Linked DNA regions of Homo sapiens: region 1 is linked to region 2. A link is a loop called in an ENCODE intact Hi-C map of the cell type or tissue named here. Cell type or tissue: sigmoid colon. All regions are shown on one strand. Region 1 overlaps LAMC2 (laminin subunit gamma 2). Region 2 overlaps LAMC1 (laminin subunit gamma 1).

Region 1 (2,500 bases), 76 kb after region 2:
ATGTCTAGAATAGGCAAGTCTGGAGAGACAGAAAGTAGACTGGTGGCTGCCGAGGGCTGGAGGTGGGACTGGAGGGAAGAGATGTGGCAGGGTGGGGGACACAACTGCTAAAGGGCACAGGATTTCTTTCCGGAATGATCAAAATGTTCTAAAATTAATATTGACGGTGATGGCTGTACAACTCTGAGAATCAGCTAAGAACCATTGGATTGTACATTTTAAATGGGTGAATTGCATGGCATATGAATTATATCTCAATTGAGGAATTACCAACAGAAAGAACTGAATGGAATAAAATAGCAGGTAGATGGAATTAATCATGATAAAAAGCAGACATCATTTAATTAAACAATAGGGAAACAAATGATAATTTTTTTAAAAAATGTAAACTGAGCCAAACAGTGAACCAAAGTAAACTAAACAGTTGAGTGATGAACTTGGTTTACATTCTGGCACAAACCCCTGCTCTCTTTAGGAGTGGCAGACAGTTCTCGGCCCAGCTGCTACCCACCAAGTACACTCTGAGCAGCACTGTGTAGGCAAGTGAGTCCTTAAGTGTGTGAGAGAGGTCCGCACGGGCGAGGATGGCTAGGAGAAGCCTCATCGAAGAAGGACTGCCCAGCTTCGTGATGTTTGCTCATGAGCAGTTGATTTTTATGTGCATAGTTGTGAAGCATTTGGAAGCATGTCCCTAATTTTCTTTTTCTTCTTCCCCAGAGACTCCAAGTGTGACTGTGACCCAGCTGGCATCGCAGGGCCCTGTGACGCGGGCCGCTGTGTCTGCAAGCCAGCTGTCACTGGAGAACGCTGTGATAGGTCTGTGTGAACCGTGGCCCTACAAACAGCAGAGAGAGTCCCTTGCCAACTAGCATGAGAATTAATCCTCCGAGTGTAATTATGGAAAAGGGATACTTGACAAACGTTGATGACCTTCTTCCTGCTCTCTGTCCTCAAAAACTAAGCTTTTACAACAACAACAGCAAAAACACACACACACACTGAGCACCCAAATCTCACTGGACTCCATACTCTGCTCTGGGCACCCTCTCTTTATTTTGACTTTGGGAGAGGCACAGGACCCCAGAGATTCCTCCCACCAGCTGGCTCCAAATCCCAGGTGCTCTGTATGAGGCAGTAATCAATAGTGAGATCCTGGGACACAGGCTGGTTGCAGGAAAGGCCTGGCCTAATTAAACATGCTGCGAAAATTCTTGTAAGAGGGCCTATCACAGCATATGGCCATATATAACCATCGTGTACAGAAGAGGCACTGCCCTGGGGATAGGATGGCAGTTACATGCACACACATGAATGGGCATGGGGCTGGGAGGAGGTAAGAGCCCTTTGGGCCAAGCCACACTGGAGGAGGTGGAGCAGTGAGGCACCATCCCCCCAAGCTGCCGGTGCAGGACGTGCCTTAAGTACAACTGTGCTCTGGCTTTAAACTCTTCCCTCCCAGAGGCTGTTGAGCAGAGGGCTGTGAGGCTGGCGTCAGAAGCAAAGGCTTCCTCCTCATTTCCTTAAAAGTAAGAAAGCAGTTCTTTGGCACCCTGCCAGTCACTTATACCTGCACAGAGGAAATGTCAAATACACTCCTAGCTTGTGTTTTCAGGGGTTTCTGGCTGCTGAGGTGAAGGCAGGGACATAAAGTTTAAGTGTTAAAAAGGAAGTCACTTGTTGAAAGCCTTTTTAATTTCAAAATAAAAGACAGAAATAGAATGCCACATAAAAGAAATGTTATCACCACCAATGGTAAGAAATAGACCTCTGCTAAAACTGCGTCCCAGTGACAATGCCCCCCTCCTCCCTAGAAGTGACCACTATTCTGACTTTTATGGTAATCGCTTTCTTTCTTTGCTTCATAATTTATGACCCCAGTGTGTTCCTAAACACAATCATTTAGTTTTGCCTAATTCCCTTCCTTTCCCTTCTTTTGTCTTCCCTCCCCACTCCTCCCCTCCCATCCTTCCTTGTTTTTTTAAGCTCTTTTAATCAGCAGGTTTCTTCTCCATAGAAACCATAATAATTCTTTTAACTCTTGCTCTTAGAGAAAAAACAAAGCTTGTTTAGTTACAACTGTTCTCTGAAGCACCTGCTCTTCACAGCTACCCTGCTTTTCTGTGATACTGTACTCAGAACATTCCCCCCAACATGTGGTGCAGTGGCTTAGACTACATGATTTGGAGACAGATGTACATGAATTTCAATCTTGCCTCAGCCATGTACCTGCTATATGTCAAGAGTTTCTTAACCTCTTGGCCTTAGTCTCCTCATCTAAGAAAATTGGAAATAGCAATTCCTCATAGGGTTGGAGGGAGGTTAAATGAGAGAACACACACAAGGTGCCTGGCACAACATAAGTGCTAAATAAATAATCATTGAAACTATCGTTATTTCACATTATTTCATGTGGAAGGATGTAGTTAACTTGAGCAGAGGACAAACAAGTCCTCCCCAGCTTCCCCTGCCTTCTTCTCTGTGACTCCAGCATCGAGGATGC
Region 2 (2,500 bases):
GCTAAGTAAGGACAGTCCGATGAGGGGAAAGCTTTCATGCCAAAAGAGAGAAAAACCTTGATTTTTCAAGGAAATCTATGCATACGGAAACCTTCTTTTAATCCAGTTTGATAGGGTGTTAGGGAGCAGGCTTCATTTTAGGACAGATGCACTTTTGTCACCAGACTCCATTATAAAGTGTCAACACTCTAGCCAGGACTCTTTGTAGCAAGGCATTATATTTTAATTTGCCAGCCTTTAAAGACTGGTGCATTTTGTTTTGGTGGGGGGCTACAGGGGTATTTTTTATCGGTCTCAAATGTCAAGAATAAGTTATGTGCCAACAGATGGATATAAAATGAAAGTAAGCTAGAAGAGAAAGCTTTTTGTGGAACAGCCAGACTTTTAACATTAGTCTGACTTGGGTTAGTATCTTTGCTTTGTTGCCTATAGGCTGTGCAAACTTGGGCAAATTATTTAACATCTGAGAATCACTGATGTAAAATGGTCTTGTGAGACTTTAATCAAGTCAAGTATGCATGAAATGCTGTCTATTGTGTCTGCTTTTGTTTGTTATGGAAACATCTCATTTCTTTCAAAAGAACCTCTTTTTCTTGCTAAGCTTAAAGTGAAGACTTGCTGAAATTATTTCAGCATTTTACTCCTGGCCATTTTCCATAGGAAGGCTCCTAATAGTGTCTAACTCCTGAAAGCAGAAAGTGACCTTCAAAACTGACCCATCTTCCCTGGAATCTCTCTAAGAGCTGAGGGATTAGGGTTCTTAGAGATTTGTGTATCTTTGATGGCACTAAAATGACATAGAGTTTACATGTATACACCTGGAAAAGGTATTAAATGTTATCAGATGGCCCTCAAAGGTCTAGAACATGGTAGCTGTGCATTGAGGAAACATTCTGCAAAAACCATTGTCTCAGAAAGAAACATCCAGCTCTATATTAATTGTATGCTCAGACCCATCCCTGCTGGGTTAGGTCAGCATTTGTACTTGGTTTGCATATTTTATACCATTGTGTGACATCAACAATCTGCAAGTCACATTTGCCGGGCTGCCTGTGCAGAATGGCAGCTGCTGGGCCTAGAGTCTAGTGCAGGTACTTGTGAAGGGATCATTCTTACTGAATATGTCTGTTCTCTTCTATGTACTTTCTGACCCTCCAGGGCAGCTGGATACAGTGGACCTGAATAAGCTAAACGAGATTGAAGGCACCCTAAACAAAGCCAAAGATGAAATGAAGGTCAGCGATCTTGATAGGAAAGTGTCTGACCTGGAGAATGAAGCCAAGAAGCAGGAGGCTGCCATCATGGACTATAACCGAGATATCGAGGAGATCATGAAGGACATTCGCAATCTGGAGGACATCAGGAAGACCTTACCATCTGGCTGCTTCAACACCCCGTCCATTGAAAAGCCCTAGTGTCTTTAGGGCTGGAAGGCAGCATCCCTCTGACAGGGGGGCAGTTGTGAGGCCACAGAGTGCCTTGACACAAAGATTACATTTTTCAGACCCCCACTCCTCTGCTGCTGTCCATGACTGTCCTTTTGAACCAGGAAAAGTCACAGAGTTTAAAGAGAAGCAAATTAAACATCCTGAATCGGGAACAAAGGGTTTTATCTAATAAAGTGTCTCTTCCATTCACGTTGCTACCTTACCCACACTTTCCCTTCTGATTTGCGTGAGGACGTGGCATCCTACGTTACTGTACAGTGGCATAAGCACATCGTGTGAGCCCATGTATGCTGGGGTAGAGCAAGTAGCCCTCCCCTGTCTCATCGATACCAGCAGAACCTCCTCAGTCTCAGTACTCTTGTTTCTATGAAGGAAAAGTTTGGCTACTAACAGTAGCATTGTGATGGCCAGTATATCCAGTCCATGGATAAAGAAAATGCATCTGCATCTCCTACCCCTCTTCCTTCTAAGCAAAAGGAAATAAACATCCTGTGCCAAAGGTATTGGTCATTTAGAATGTCGGTAGCCATCCATCAGTGCTTTTAGTTATTATGAGTGTAGGACACTGAGCCATCCGTGGGTCAGGATGCAATTATTTATAAAAGTCTCCAGGTGAACATGGCTGAAGATTTTTCTAGTATATTAATAATTGACTAGGAAGATGAACTTTTTTTCAGATCTTTGGGCAGCTGATAATTTAAATCTGGATGGGCAGCTTGCACTCACCAATAGACCAAAAGACATCTTTTGATATTCTTATAAATGGAACTTACACAGAAGAAATAGGGATATGATAACCACTAAAATTTTGTTTTCAAAATCAAACTAATTCTTACAGCTTTTTTATTAGTTAGTCTTGGAACTAGTGTTAAGTATCTGGCAGAGAACAGTTAATCCCTAAGGTCTTGACAAAACAGAAGAAAAACAAGCCTCCTCGTCCTAGTCTTTTCTAGCAAAGGGATAAAACTTAGATGGCAGCTTGTACTGTCAGAATCCCGTGTATCCATTTGTTCTTCTGTTGGAGAGATGAGACATTTGACCCTTAGCTCCAG

The links. Peaks named below come from ENCODE experiments on the same cell type or tissue, not always from the same donor. Only the 100,000 strongest peaks of a DNase experiment are listed, where the experiment ranks them.
Region 1: it touches region 2 in a loop (2.3-fold over the local background); 13 of 110 quality-filtered maps call a loop at or near these places.

The regions. Positions count from the first base shown.
Region 1 is chr1:183,217,673-183,220,172 of GRCh38, forward strand. LAMC2 (laminin subunit gamma 2) reads left to right here. Exons shown (of 23, transcript NM_005562.3): 4 at 718-816. Among named protein-coding and RNA genes, the nearest start is that of LAMC2, 33 kb to the left of the region's middle. In sigmoid colon, no CTCF peak of the experiment used is centred here; DNase peaks (open chromatin) are centred at 766 and 1,469; H3K27ac peaks cover 1,024 bases.
Region 2 is chr1:183,141,376-183,143,875 of GRCh38, forward strand. It overlaps LAMC1 (laminin subunit gamma 1), which reads left to right. Exons shown (of 28, transcript NM_002293.4): 28 at 1,159-2,500. The coding sequence ends at 1,415. Among named protein-coding and RNA genes, the nearest start is that of LAMC1-AS1, 1.4 kb to the left of the region's middle. In sigmoid colon, no CTCF peak of the experiment used is centred here; no DNase peak of the experiment used is centred here; H3K27ac peaks cover 987 bases.